2 separate regions of the Mus musculus genome follow, and region 1 is linked to region 2. Evidence: chromatin loops called from intact Hi-C (ENCODE). Cell type or tissue: left cerebral cortex. All regions are shown on one strand.

Region 1 (8,000 bases), 620 kb before region 2:
ACATCTTAGGAATAGTCTACAGCACTAGATTAAGTAGCTTTTATAAATGGTCCAGAGAGTTAAAAAAAATCCTGCATGTTTTAGGTTAATAGTGGCAAGTGCTTCTGAAAGAGTTTGATTAAGAGGCCATTTAATCTGTGAGACCACATATAGACAGTTTGGGGCTTTGACATGTAACCATAGATATGTAATTTAACAGTTCTCTTATTCTTTAGCAAAAAAACTATAATGTCAGTGGGGAAATTTATTAATAAAAATCTGTAATAACTTGTAATGTTTATAAAATAGTCACCTATTTTGTATGATTAAAAGTACAAATAGTTAACATGCCAACGGCATCATAAGTCAAACACTGGACCACATCTTTGGATTTTTTTTTTATTTCCTCTGGATTTTATAGAAAAAAAGAAAACCTGGTTTTACTGAACATAGCTACTGAATTGCAGAGCACAGAGCCAGAATTTAGGCTGACTGAGTCCAACCGAGGTTCTGAGCCACTAGTCTTTGTAGTACATCCTGTCCTTTGAAGCTCCGAGAGACCACTATCAACAGAATTTCTCAGCAGTCATCCAGAGGATGAATTCCTGCAGAAAGTATACCAACATTAGTTCCATCTTATAGACAAAAGATGCTTAAAATAAGTTGTTCCCAGGTACCATGGTGGGTAGGGACTAAGTTCTCTTTGTTATTCAGATGGTGATCTGTTTATAATTAGTGAAGGGTTTTCTGTGTGCAGTTTTTCCACTGTGAAGTGTATGTCAGGGCACAGCATTTTGTTGAAGGTTCACTAGACATCTTTATCATGTAAACACTTAGAGCTGCTATGTGGGTCAAAGTCACCTTGTGACTCGGTTTCTTAAATGGCATTTTTTTTTCCTCCCTTCAAACAAAATCCTGCAATGCCATTGAAAACCAGTGCAAACAGCATAATGTATGCTTTCCCAGCCAGACTCTGCTCAGGCCCCTTAGCATCAAATCCAGTGCAAATGCTAGCAGCTACTCACAAAAGACATCTCAGTAGGGCACTACACAGAGCCTGCCCTCTAGTGAAGATGGCCGTGAGCTTGGGTGTGCTGACTCTGGCTGGAGAGGAGAAGTAACTGGTGTTGTTCAGACTCGGTAGCAGCAGACGGCTCCCCTTGGCATAACTACAGCTCATCAAAGTTCCAATGATTTTTTTAAAATTCATTTTGCTCATCCGCACAAACATCTTTACACTTTATTTTATTATCATTTGTATGTGTGTGAGTTTATATGTGATTGTGTGTGGGGGGGGGGCGGGCGGGGAGAGAATTACAAGTGGAAGTTAGAAGAAGCCTTCGGGTGTTGGTTTCTTCATTTCTGCCTTGTTTGCTGCTAAGTAAGCCAGGCTAACTGGTCTGTGAGTGTCCAGAGGGTCTGCTGCGTCCATGTCTCATCTTCTCATGGGGCCTGCCAGGATTATAGGTGTGTGTACTGTGCCTCTGCCTTTCCTGGAGGTTCTGGGATCTGAAACCAGGTCACCTGGCTCACTCGGCAAGTGCTTTTCGTCACAGAGTCGCCTCCCCAGATCCGTCTTTACACTTTAGAAAACAAAATATATGAAGAGAGTCCTAACTTCATAGACACCCGAATCTGAATCGTTCATGGCATCACTATTTAAGATGAGTGCAAGAGTTTGCTGCAATAAATAAATATAAATAGGGATGCTTCTCACTGACTGGTTATGTTTGGTGTTTTCCTTTTTGCCCAGGAGGACTTCTGAAATGTGAACTTAAGTGACATACCAAGTTAATAAATGTGGTCAGGCTCAGCCTACCTAATTCAGTCTAAATATCTCTTACATAAAAATAATGAAGCAATGCAGTAAAGATTAAGAATGTTAGTGCAGCCCCCAAATGCAGTGTTTCACAAAGAATGACCTCTCTGTGTTAAGGCTGCTGTTAACTCATCATGTGACCAAACTGGGACTAAATTTAGGTGTGTTTTATTCAATGCATGTGTATATATATAGAAAAAAACTAAATGATTTAATTTGCAGATCCTTTGATAAAACAGTATTTATATGTGGGTAAAAAGAACTCTAATCCTTTAAGGGTCATAGGGTAAACAAAGGCGTGAAGTTACATAACCAGGATTTTGAGGTAAGCTTATGGACTTTTGGGAGAAGAGAAGAGAATGAGCCAGTGAGTGGGGAAGCTTTGAAGGGGTGAATTAATTATCTAATTGTTGAATAAATGTGCCGACACCAAGTGTGCGAGGTGCTAGAAATAATCACTTCAGTGTTTGCATGGAATATCGGTGTTCTCACTTCCAGATGGGCAAAGGCTATTCGGATGAGGCAGCCTTGATCCTCCACAGGAAAGGGTTTGATTGCCAGTTCTCCAGCAGAGGCATCGGGCTACCCTGTTCCACTACTCAGGGAAAGGTAAGTTAAGAGTCTACCTTGCTAGTCAAGACAGTATGCATTGGGATTCTCACTTTCTGCAGATAGTACAGTATAGCCTTTTATTGCCTCAAACTCAGTTGTTCACCTTGCCTGCAAGCCAGCTCACGATTTCTCACCTCCACAAAACACTTGTTCTACCTAAAGTTCTGTTCTTGTCAGCTGCAATCTGTACACTTTTGAAGGCCATGTTCCTATCATTTCTTTGGTCTTCCACTCTGAGACTGCCAAGCTCATTACACCTCTTGTCTTCAATTTCAACTCCTCTGAGCCCTCTGTGCTCACATACCATGTAGCTTGGCCCTGGTAGTTTAAAGCCACATTCCACAAAGGCTAGGGCAGATTTAAGATTTAGGGAAGATGCCTGGTACAGCCGTGAAGTTACAGCATAAACATCAAAACCATGGTCAGCGGATTAACTGAACACAACCAGAGGTAGCTGTGCCGAGGCTATGTCAGTTGACTCATTTGGAGAAATAAATGTGTCTGAGTCTCCTGATTGATCTAGATTTGTGTATGAGTCATCACTGTGGAGATCAGATAACCCTTGAGTCTGCACCCTGCTGGCTGGTTGCCTGTTCTTGATTTTTCTCCTCAAGTTCTTCTGGCGGTTCATCAGCATCTTCTTGGAAGGATGAACATCCAGTCTCCTGCCTCTAAGAGAGCCAGGTCTCACAAAGTAGTTAAGTACTTAGCTGGCGGGTCTCTGCACATAGCTAGGTCTGCACACCCAACAACTTATCAGAGCCAACTTTCTGCCAGAACTCCATAGGTTACACTACAAAACAGAGTCAAGCAATCTTGTCCCAACTCTACATGCTAGCACACGTTCCAAGGTCTGAGAAGAATGCTCACTTGGATGCATTGTTTTTACCCCACTTTCCTGTGTGTTTCCACTCTGGTACTGATGATCTGAATATACCTAAGGAACCTTCTAGAATTAATGTGTTAAGTCTTAAGAAGGATAATCGAGGGATATTATTCCAAGAGACACTTTAGGATAACCTGGTAAAGTGACAAATATATTTTCCTAACATCTCTATAGATTGGGACCAGTAATAAAATAAGCCATTGTTATCATGAAACTGTCTTATTTTTCAATTCTGTTGGAAAGGGGGGGGGGGGATCGTCTTATCGCCACCATTATTATGGAGAAATATTGACCAAAGAATCTGATGATTTTCAAGTCCTTGGGACTGTTGGAATTTCTTGGTTCTTAGATGTCCACTCTTTTATTGAAAATGTCCTCATGTAAAACTAAAGGAACTGCAAGGCGGAGTGGCTCACAGCCATGTGTCTCCAGGGATGGTTTGTGTTCGGGAATGTAATGTCCTCTCCCCTTCATGTTCTCAAAAGGGAACTTCAGCAGATAAATATATTTCTTCCTGTGCTTTCCTTAAACTGAGTTTATAGATGTGCTAGGAGTCTCCCGGGGCAGATCTGAATGTGCAAATCTCAGTACCGCTCTAAATCTGCAAATCTTGGCACTTGCTTTTTTTAGATGTCAGTTCTGAAACTTTTCAACAAGTTTGCTGTGGAGAGTCTCGTCCCTTCCTCTCTGTCCTTGATGCACTCCCCTCCAGATGCCCAGAACATGAGTGAAGTCAGCCTGAGCCCCATGGAGATCAGCACGTTCCGTATCCGCTTGCGTTGGACCTGACCCAGACTTGAGCAGAGAAACTCCGGCTTTGTTACCGTCCTTGGTTTAACGTGCAATAACTAAGCACATTACTTTAGCTTCTGGCTACTGTGAGAACATGAATTCTGTGATTCTGTTTTTTTGTTTTGTTTTGTTTTGTTTTTTAAACCAATCTAGTAAGAAAAAGCCATGCTTTAAAAAAAGGTTTCTTTCTCTGAGTTTGTCCCACAGCTACCGTTATCAGTATGAACTGAGGTAACAAAAATGAAGAACTATTGAAAGATAAGCCCTCAACAGACTGCATCTCAGGTTAAATGCTAACTATGTTTGCATTGAGGGTTGTAAAGAGATTCTCTAGAAGTATTCTTATCTCTGATCATGTTTTATTAAAAAAATACCCATTTGACTTAAATAGAAAGAAAAATCAGAAGTTGGTAGGTAACAGCTTAATGGCCAAAGTAGTTGTAATCATTGATATAAATTTGAATATTTTGTATGTTAAAATAATGTGGAAAAGTGCAATCCCTCAACCCTTATGATAAATGTAGTTGGTTTTCATACTCTTTTCCAATGAACCTCTTGGCTACCCTTTCCTACCCACACATTTAAAAAAATAAGTGATAATTTTAGTCGTTCACCAGTAGAAAAAGAGGTGTATTTTCATTACTTGACAACATGGGATGGGTGCAATTTATTCCATTGTCACTGAAACAGAAGAAGCAGTTCCACTTTAGGTACCACAAGGTGTCTTTCTATACAGCTCATTTGAATACAGGTGTTCCAAGGTGGGGTTTTCTATTTTTAAATTACCATATCAAAAATAAATGTGCCTTATTTTTTTATAAGTCTTGTTAAATCTTATTACTGTCCATATTACTGTTTGGGAGGTGGGGTATTGGGAGGTTGGGATAGGGGGTGGGTACTTTCTATGACACATAAATTATGTAAAATTTTTTGCTTGATAATGCTGGCCACATCCTGATCTGTGTCATTACATTTGTGGTGATGTTACTCTAAACATTTTGACTATTTGAATGTACTGAGATGTCAGAAAACGAAACAAGGGAGAAAAATATTGCTAATTAAAATATGCTGCTGCCAAGGAAACTGCAAGTTGAAGCAAGGATTTCGTAACCCACAAGATCCAAGTACTTCTTGCATTTCACAGTACTTAACCGCGTTAAAGAGAGAATGCTTTAAAAATAGACTGTTTTCTAAAATCCTCTGTGTGTAGCTCATCTTATGTTCCTTACTAAAGAACACGTTCCAAACATTTGTGTGTGGTAAACTCAGCGTGTTAGTCTAGCCCATGTACCATCATGGGACCTTTGAGGTCATTTGAGATCATTGTTTCTGTAATAGAATAATAGTATTTAATTTTGGTATAGAAAGAATGCTTTGGCTATATCCACTTTTGAAAAATTCTCCTCAGTGTCTTAACCTAATTTAGTATTCTTTGACTTTAAACCTCCACTTACCTCTTACCATTCCAGTACATTACAGAGAAAAGCATTTCTGCCTCACTGTTTATTCTGATCGTCATCTGGATTCTTCCTCAAGATGCAGCTCCTACATTCGCTGTTCTGTTGAGTTCCTAAAATCCTTTGCCTATAATCATTAAGGAAATACCAGAATGACAGGACCATTGCAAGGGTATAATTTCATGCAGTAAGCATGTGACGTACATTCCCTTCCTCATTTGTTGGGGAATAAGCAACTGAAAGTACAACAAAACCACTTCCTCCTATAACCTCTGCAGACGCTAGCTAGGACGACCAAGCGCCAGTCCCACGAATATGATCTATTTTCTTGTTGTATCTTAAGTGTATGCCTTCCTGTGGATGTTCACTGTGCTCTGTGGTTAAGTGGCTATGCTTAATCACTACAGAAGTTCTGATGAGGCCAAATGAAACCAGTGGCTGACATAAATAATAAACAAAAACAGCAGACACAGGGGACCCACTCTGTGTTCTGGCCACCAGCTCCTTATTCACAGGTGAAGCAGAAACTCTATGTAACCAGCAAGCTTCTGCTTTTTAAAGTTATTTTCACATTACAACACTGGGGAAATGAAGAGAGGGTGTCTTTTGCTTTGGGTTATGGTCAGAAACTGGTTTCTCTGGCACACGTGGGCAGTCAGCCACACTTCAGACCTGACAGCGGGGGAGGGGGGGGGCGGTCTGTTTAGTTAGGCTTGGTACATCTGTTATCACAGATGCTCAGTGGACCAAGACTGTCTCGCTACTCTCTCCCCACTCTCTGAAATTTTAATTTTGTTTAGAGGTGCATGGTTCAAATATCAGCATTCTAAAAAAAAAAATTGATTTAAGAAAATGCTGTATGATGTTAGAAGACATTGTAATTATCATCCCGTGTCTTTGCTGTACTCGTGCTGAAGTGTTTTCACAGTCCTTTGTCTAGAAGAAAATGTTTACTTTCATTGTGATTATTTTGCTCATTGAAATCAACAGGTTTTGATATTTTTCTCTTGGAAGATTTTTATAACTTTTTGGGAATATGTAATATAAGATCTCTAATAAAATATAATCTTATCCTGTGCATTGTCTTCTGGAGTAATTCTTAATCCTACTTTCAAACAGATCTATTAACACTTTTATAACAAAGAAGTAGAGCAAAGCAGCCGAGGGGCCAGGTGGCTGTTCTTGGTTCTGCTGTGACAAAATCAGCTCTCTTCAGCCCAGCCCTAGTTAAAAGGGTGGGGGGGGGGGGGACAGGATGAGGGTGTGTTCTGTGAACAGGTGGTAGATGAATATTAGTGAGTTCACATCTGTGTGTGATAGATTAAAGGAACACTTTGGTCAGATTCTAGATATGGAAAGAACAGGGCAGAACAGGATATGAAGGTAAATCAGCACACAGAGCTAAGAAGGCCCTTGTAAATAGATCCAGAAAATAAGGCCGAAGGAAGAGAGAGTTTCCGATGCTGCTACTGCCCTGCCCGGGTGAATGCACAGCAGCCATGGCTGAGGAGCACCTTCAGAAAGCGCCATTGGCTGAGGGCAAAGAATACTATCCTGAGGCTCCACAGGTGATGTGCTAACTGGAAAACTTTGATTTATTTCTGGTGGCATGCAGTAAAATGTACAAAACAACAACAACAAAAAACAAAAAAACAAAAACCAAAAAAACCATTTCCCTGGGGAGGTAATGAAAACTAAGTCCTTGGCTCTGTAGGTTTTGGTTCTTCTCTCTCTCTCTCTCTCTCTCTCTCTCTCTTTCTCTCTCTCCATATATATATATATATATATATATATATATATATATATATATATATATATATATGTATATATATATTTCATGTAACTATGTAACTTTGCCTTAGTAAATATATATATATATTTTTTTTACTGTTTTAAATAGTATTTTTAATTGGGTATTTATTTCATTTATATTTCCAATGCTATCCCAAAAGTCCCCCACCCACTCCCCTACCCACCCACTCCCACTTCTTGGCCCTGGCGTTCCCCTGTACTGGGGCATATAAAGTTTGCACTACCAATGGGCCTCTCTTTCCACTGATGGCCAGCTAGGCCATCTTCTGATTACTATGCAGCTAGAGACATGAGCTCCGGGGGGCGGAGGGTGGGGTGGGTATTGGTTAGTTCATATTGTTGTTCCACCTATAGGATTGCAGATCCCTTCAGTTCCTTGGGTGCTTTCTCTAGCTCCTCCATTGGGGGCCCTGTGATCCATCCAATAGCTGACTGTGAGCATCCACTTCTGTGTTTGCCAGGCCCCAGTATAGTCTCACAAGAGACAGCCATATCTGGGTCCTTTCAGCAAAATCTTGCTAGTGTATGCAATGATGTCAGCGTTTGGAAGCTGATTATGGGATGGATCCCCGGATATGGCAGTCTCTAGATGGTCCATCCTTTCGTCTCAGCTCCAAACTTTGTCTTTGTAACGCCTTCCATG
Region 2 (8,000 bases):
TGATCTTATATTGCACTGACAGTCTTGGCATTGAACGTGGAAGCTGCTCAGAATGATAAATGGATATGACAATTTATTAAAGATCAAAGGCATGGTTAGCACTGAGTACAGATGCATGCATTTGGAAAAAATGTGGGGGAAAAACAGAAACAAAGATAAATACACTTTGGAGAGTAGAGATGTAAACTTCGGAATAAAAGGCATATCTGCAGTACATAGTAAATTTATATTAAAATGCAGAAATTCTAGAAATTTAGCAGCCATGTACTTTGAAAGCAACGAAGGCGTGAATGAAACAATGCTAAGACCTGACTTCACCTCCCAATCTCCTGATGGAATATCCTCCCCCCCCCCTTTTACCCTTTCTGGTCACTGGGTTGACTACAGCCCTTCCCATGGTCTGGTTAATTTCAGTGGGAGTTCCCTTTCTCAAATGAAGACCTAAGACATGAAGTACTACAACTGAGAAAGCTTTGGGACAAAGGCAATCTCCGCAACTTCAGGACTCAACAGCATTTTTGTTAAACCCAGTGACATTGTTGCTTGGTTTTGATAAACCATGTGACACACTGATATTCCTAATGGCACATGTAGTTGACACATCTTACACATATACACCATATGGTACTGTTCAACTTAAAAGAAAAATATAATGCCAGGGGTGGTAGTGAATGCCTTTAATCCCAGCACTCAGAAGATAGAGGTGTGCAGATCAATATAAGCTCATGAGCAGCCTGGTATACATAGTGAGTTCAAGAACAGCCAGGACTAAATAGTAAGATCACATCTCAAAAAAAAAAAAAAAAAAAAAAAAAAAAAGGAAATGGTGAACTTTGCTGGTAAATATTAGATTGAGTGAGGCAACCCAGATCCAGAAAGACAAATGTCACATGTCCTCTCTCATCTGAGATTCCTAGCTCCAAAGCTTCAGATGTAAGTGCATAGCCTGCAGTAACTACATGAACCAGCAAAATAAAAGGGAACATTGTAGGGGTGAGTGAACAATGGAGATAGGAATATCAGGACATAAGGAATCTGAAAGGGAAAATGGGGAAAACAGGGGCCTCTAGTGGGGAGGAGGGAGGAAAATAAATAAGAAAAAAAGGAATAAGGAGGTGGATGGTAAAATAACAGCAAAGATGTCTGAAAAAGTCACAAGATGTCATGCTATTAACTATTTACCTAAAAGTGCCAAGATATGTATAAGTCTGTGCATAAATATGCATATATACTTTACATGAAATTTTTCCATCTGGGCTGACAATGCTCTCCCCTAGGTCCATAGGCAATCTAACAAAAGGTCCAACGCTAGGTATGAAAGCCCTCTTTTGAGATGTCAGTCAGATTTGTAAAAAGAAGATTCCAGATATATTGTAGGATGCTACTGTTGCCCATGGTTGACTCCCCGGGCCCAGTTAAACCCCCACAACCCTCCACTTTAACTGTGGCCACCTGTTACCAGAGGACTGAGATCTGGAAAGGGAGCTGCTAAGTTAATGGATGTAGGTGCAGACTCCTGATCTGAATGATCACTACTGGCCACTTTCATCAGGTTTCATTGGGTTTCCACCAATGGAAAAATTGTCATCTTTCAAAGCAGTGTATGACAACTGCCTGTAATACTGCTTACACAGTAGCTACACACTTATACCTTACTGGGGAATTAATTGAGGAGGGGCAAAATCAACCTTAAATGTATTAGTGTGTTTCTACTATGACTTATCTCCTCAACCCCAAATACAGTCTTATCAAAAACTATCTACACTTAACAACATAATGGCATGGCTGAGAAGTTGACTTAGCCGTTAAATGTAGATGGCTAAATGTTGGGTGGTATTGGTGGCCATCTGGAATTCCAGCCTTGAAAAACAGAGAGGCATGCTCCCCAGAACAAGATGCCTAGTGTTAGTAGTCCTATCCAGGAGCTCTGGGTTTGATTGAACCTGCCTCACATGGTTACAAGGAAGATAGTCTGAGAAGGCTCCTGGTGACAACCTCAGCGTTTTACATGCATGCATCTTTACATGCATGCACACCTTCATCAAAACATCTAAACACGCACACTACATACGTGTACATGCAGAAAAGGAAACAAAAAATACAAGTGTGAGCGCGTGCACACACACACACATGCATGCATGCATGCATTAAAAGTTAGCAACCACAATATAAAGTTAGTCTGTGTCTTCCTATTGGGGAACTGAACTATTAATGTTGCAAAAACCAATGAGCAGCATTTGTTGCTTCGTGATATTTTATTGTGGGATGTCTGTCTACCTGTCTGCGTCTATCTATCTATCTATGTGTCTGTGTGTGTGTGTGTGTGTGTGTGTGTGCATGTGTATTTCCCCTCTTTTGATTTCCTGGTCTCAGGTTGTGTCTTGTCTTTTCTTAAGTATGGCTAACTTTTTTAGGTTGGAGATTTTCTTCTAGTGCCTTCTATAGGGCTCAATTTATAAATTGAAACTGCTTTAATTTGGTTTTTATCATGAAATGTTTTATTGTCTACATTTATTGTGATTGAAAGTTTTGCTGGAAAATAAAAACAAAGAAAAGAAAGTTTTGCTGGGTATAGCAGTCTGGGCTGCCATCTGTGGTCAACTTAAGAGTTTGTAAAACATCTGTCCAAGCCCTTCTGGCTTTTACAATCTCCACTGAGAAATCAGATTTTATTCTAATAGGTCTGCCTTTATATGTCTGTGGTGTGTGTGTGTGTGTGTTTGTATACTATTTCTGTGCATTTAGTGTTTTTTTTTCTTATGTGCTAATTCTGTGCATTTAGTGTTTTTTTCCTTATGTGCTAAGGGGGCTCTCTTTAATGGTCCAGTCTATTTGGTGTTCTGTATGCTTCTTGTACCTTAATAGGCATCTCCTTTTTTAGGTTAGGGAAATTTTCTTCTATGATTTTGTTGAAAATACTTTCTGTGCTTTTGACCTGGGTGTCTTCTCCTTCCTCTATTCCTATTATTCTTAGATTTGGTCTTTTCAGTGTTCCCTATTTCCTGAATGTTTTTGTTTGTGACTTTTTTGTTTTTAACATTTTCTTTGACTGAGGTATCCATCTCTTCTATTGTGTCTTCAGAGCCTCAGTTCCCTCTTTCATCTCTAGTATTCTGTTGGTGAGGCTTGCCTTGCCCTCTGAGGTTCCTGTCCAAGTTTCTAAGTTTTTTATTTCCAGATTTCCCTCAGTCAGTTAAGGTTTTCTTTATTGATTTTATTTCTTGAACTGTTTTTATTCATTTCCTTCTACTATTCCTGTGTGTTTTCATAGATTTAAGTGATTTATTTCCTTCTTAGGGATCTCTATCACAGACATAAAGGCTGTTTTGAGGTCGTTTTCTTGTGTTTTAGTTACGTTGCAATACTCAGGGCCTGCTATAGTAGGGTTGCTGGGCTTCCATGGAAACATACCGTCTTGACTGTTACACATTGTGCTTTAATTCTGATGTCTAGGTATCTAGGTTTGGAAAGATTTAATTCTTGGTACTGATATCTGGTCCTGTCTTTGTTGGGAGAACAGTTTTTCCTTGGCTTCCGTTGTACTCCCTGGTTCTTATGAGAGCATGATGATTGTGTATTGCCTGGCAGGAAATTTTTCTGGGATCCTGATAGGTGTGGCCATTGTGGGTTCCAGGTAAAATATGTTTCTGGGTATTGGGAGCTAATAAGTAGGAATGGGGATGGACTGGGATGGGGGTGGGGGAGTAAGGTGACTGAGCTGGTCCCAGGAGGGAGGAAAGCAGGGTGTTCCACCAGGATCTGCTTAGTCCCCTGGGAATAGGGTTTTGGAGTTAAAGAAAGCCTCAGCAGGTGGTCAGCCACAGAGCTGGGGATGAGACCAGGGAATGGACTTAGAGTGGAGGAAGAGGTCAATATCTACCTTCAGCCTGCCTACTTCCCTGGCCAGAGAGGCCTATGGGTTGGAGGGAGTCTCTCTGGGTTGGGGATCTGGGATAGAGCAATGAGAGAGAAGGGAAGTTTAGAGGGGGAGATCTGTGTGATCCACTGGAGATGGGGGTGAGTGAGAGGCTTCAACACATGGTCTGCAGCCCAGCTAGCTGGGAGATGGACTTGGAGTTTAGGGGAGAGGTGAAGATCTGCAATTAGCCTTCCTGCTTCCTGCTCAGTGCAGAATCAGGGCAATGTCCTTGCCATTAGAATGACCCCAGCTGTCCCCTGCACTCATGGAACAGAATGTGCTGTCCAGGGTGCTGAAGGAGGAGGAAGATTCTGTCCCTGCCTGGGCAGTTTCTGCAGAATGTGTGCTGCACACTGAATATTTTTAAAAAGCAGTACTGTGGCTTAAGACCATCATGGGCTTCTGAGCTTTTTTTTTTTTTTTCTCAAGATTTTTATAAAGAAATACCATGGCTTTTTCTCCCACTCCCTTGGCTGTTTCTAAGGTGTGTGTTACCATTTTAGATCATTCTCCTCCTTTTAGACGCTGAATGGTAGCAGTTCCTCAAAATCACAGTGAGCCTGGCTGCCCAGCCTGCTCCGTACTTCTGCCAAGGCAGCACCCGCTCCACCCACACCTTTGATCAGCACTGTCGTTCCCAGCCCACACTTCCTCCTCAGCTGCAGAACTGTGAAACTCCCTGCCCACTTGACACATTGACTGAGGGGGACGCAAAGAAACACTATCTCAAATCCAGCGTGTTCCAAAACGAAGTTATGTCTTCTCTGTCCCAACCACCCCTTATTGTCTTCTCTCCCTGTCACTGGAACCTCTGCTGAGCTGGTGGCTCTTCTGTCTCCTCTTCTCCTCTCTCTCTCTCTCTCTCTCTCTCTCTCTCTCTCTCTCTCTCTCTCTCTCTCTCCCTACCTCCCTCCCTCTCTCCCATCTATTTGTTACTGAATCCTGCTGCCTCTTCTTTAAATATAAAAATTTTTCTGCCTTCTTCCTCTATTTTGACCAGTATAATTTGCATATTCATGTTGTTTATAGGTTAGATTATACTAGGATTATATAATTAATAATAGTTTTGTGCTTACAGAGTCTCAGATGTTACGACAATCACTTTTTTGTTATTTTCAACTTACACATTAAATTTTATAGGTCACTGGGTCTCTTTGTGAAATTTAAATATGCATATCTACATATGTAAATCAGGTCAACAAATGCATGTCTCTTGAATCAATTATAATTTTAATGAAAATATTCAAAGTTCTATTCGATTTTTAAAAGCATACATACATGTACACAGTATCTCTGGTCTACAGTTACTGAACTGTTCAATATCACATCTAAACTTTCTTCTCTTACCTCTAACTTAATACTCATTAATCCAGCTGTTCTTGTATTTCCCTTCCCTCTTCTTCCCAGGCTCTGGTAAGTGCCAATCTAGCCTTAACTTCTTTGTGAAAAACCCACATTCTAGCGAGCCTGTACATCATTCTGTGCCTGGCTTGTTTTACTTAACATTGCTACATGTGACAAGGCTTCATGGTTTTGTTACCAAATAGTACTCTGCTTTACTGTGTCTGTATTTTCTTTACCAGTCCCTCAGCTGATAGGCACTTGGGTTCTTCTCATTTTATATCTAACTGTGATAGTGCTGCAATAGACTGGGATAAAGATCTACAAAGTAACTTCATATACATATAGTCATGAATAGTGTGTGTGTGTATGTATATATATGTTTGTGATGTTTATATCACAAATGTATATATTAATACATAAATATATATATATGCTTTATATCATAAATGTGTATATCCAGTAGTAGATAATGACTACTTTTAATAATTACCTCATAAGTTCTCAACAACAAAAGTGTCATCATTGCCTTATTTGAGATATTTATGTTTAAAGAACTTAATTTGCCTCGTATCACCTAACTCACTCCCTCTCACTCCCCCTCTCCCCCTCTCCCCCTCTCCCCCTCTCCCTCTCTCCCTCACACACACACACACAAACCCATCACTCCTCACTCAACCATCAAGTGCTTTTTGTGTGCCTTGAGATGAAACTAAAAATCCCTCCAAGCCCTTCCCCTGTGGTGCATGGGTGAAAGACATCATTCTTCTGTTTACTTAAATGTCCTATCACCTTTCACCACTAGGACTCCCTATTCCCTTTCCTCTGCTGGGTGGTATCTTCCTCCTGAGATTCCCCCTCAACATCCCACTGAATGCTTTCATATGCCTTTACATGCACACACATCCCTCTGGAACATTGCTGTGGTTCTGTGAACTCTCTTTCATCACACACATTATTATTATTGGTTTTACATGTATGGTTATAATCAACATCTCTCTTATAAACTTGATTTTAAGTTCCCATGGGACAGAATATCTGTGGTGTCCAGTAAATGATGATTGAAGAAGTGCATGAAAACTCAGCTATCTTAACACACAATTTTGAATGAATCCTACTGAGAAGATAGGATAGAAACACGAATGTGAATCTGTTTGAGAAGCTAGCAGACATACCCCTGGCTAGGGCTTATTTTTCCTTTATTCTATGGTGGTAGTGGTGGTAGCTCACAATATATATAGTGCATATAGTGCTTTGTGAAGGAATCCAGCTTCTCTTGGGAGTTCTGTTTTCCTCTTACCACTCAAATCTGGAGAACATGTCTGCTGTGGTAAAGCTAGGATAGCTGGAACCTCATTCACCCTGAGAGGTGACAGGTGCTTGTTCAGTTCATGGTCAGAGATCAAATATCTGACCCTATCAAGTTTTTAAAAGAGAAAAAGATTAAGACCTGTAAATTGCTTGCTTCGTGTTTTCTGAGAGCTCTGAAAGAGGAATAATTTGATTAATGTCACAGCCAAGCTTTTCCTTCTAACCAAGCAGGTAATAAGAGCTTGTAAACTACTGTGAAAACTTTTTACAACAAGCTCAGTACTTCCCTTTTCTTTGGCAGACCAATGAGGATATGAAAAATAAAATACAAAACATGTAGATTTCATTTTTGTTGCATAATTTTGTTGTCCTGTAAGGGTGTCATCTTGTTTCTAGTTAATCTGTATTCACAATATAAAATTTCTTTCTATTTCACTGATATCATGCTAATACCTGTGTCATGTTTAAAATTCTGCAACCTATCATTCCACTCTTAACGAAGAGTTCACGGAAGGATGACTGTTGGAAGGTAAGCATGTGTGGTGAAAAGTGGGAATGGAAGTTATGGTGTGGTCACACTGCCGCAAAATCTCATCTCACCTCAGTCTCAACAGAATGAAGAAGTGAGACCGCGTCAATCTGCAAAACTACACAGCAAGCCAAAACATAGAGAGCCAACCCATGGGGTGGGACAATTAACACCTCACATAAAGAACTACAGGAGACTGAGGGAAGCTAGAAGCAGTAAAGATGCTTCCCCCCCAGGAAAGAACACACCCATTGTCTGTCTGGTGCCAAAGGCCAGCCCTGAAAATATGCATACAAATAACTTATGGGAACTCAACAAGTTATACTAAGAAAAATATATGTATAGACAGATACATATGCATGCATTAACAGTGAAAAGGAGGTCATGAATTTAAAGGAGAGTAGGGAGGGGTTATGGCAGGGTTTGGAGGAGAAAGGGGGAGGGATAAATGTTGTAATCAAACTATAATTTTAAAAACAAAAAGAAAAGTTGATATCTAAAATATGTAAATAATTCATACAATTCAATGACAAAACATTTAAAAAAAAAAACTAAAAGTAAAATCCACAGATAACTTGATTATTGGCAAAGACAATCTGAGGGCATTTTTCTAAGAAGTCGTTCAAATGGCCAACATGTGTACAGCAGTATCTTCACCATAACTAATCAAGTCAATAATCCAAACCACAATGGCCTGTGACCTCACATGGAGGAAGGTCGCTGTAAGGACTTAGTCAAAAGATCAATGTGTGACAGGTGGATAAAAGAGAGCATTGATAGGCTGGAGAGATGGCTCAATAGTTAAGAGCACATACTGCTTTTTCAGATAACCCAAGGTCTCACCATTCATGTTGGGTGGCTCACATGCACCGTAGCTCCAGCTGCAGGGGACTTGGCACC

The links. Hi-C counts contacts between places; a loop is a spot of excess contacts. Peaks named below come from ENCODE experiments on the same cell type or tissue, not always from the same donor. Only the 100,000 strongest peaks of a DNase experiment are listed, where the experiment ranks them.
Region 1: it touches region 2 in a loop (19-fold over the local background); 2 of 42 quality-filtered maps call a loop at or near these places.

The regions. Positions count from the first base shown.
Region 1 is chr17:64,748,488-64,756,487 of GRCm38, forward strand. Man2a1 (mannosidase 2, alpha 1) reads left to right here. Exons shown (of 22, transcript NM_008549.2): 21 at 2,297-2,407; 22 at 3,927-6,623. The coding sequence ends at 4,085. Among named protein-coding and RNA genes, the nearest start is that of Dreh, 15 kb to the right of the region's middle. In left cerebral cortex, no CTCF peak of the experiment used is centred here; DNase peaks (open chromatin) are centred at 3,866, 5,220, 5,888 and 6,214; H3K27ac peaks cover 1,042 bases.
Region 2 is chr17:65,366,041-65,374,040 of GRCm38, forward strand. All of the region lies in intron 13 of Tmem232 (transmembrane protein 232), which reads right to left. Among named protein-coding and RNA genes, the nearest start is that of Tmem232, 170 kb to the right of the region's middle. In left cerebral cortex, no CTCF peak of the experiment used is centred here; a DNase peak (open chromatin) is centred at 4,533; H3K27ac peaks cover 1,568 bases.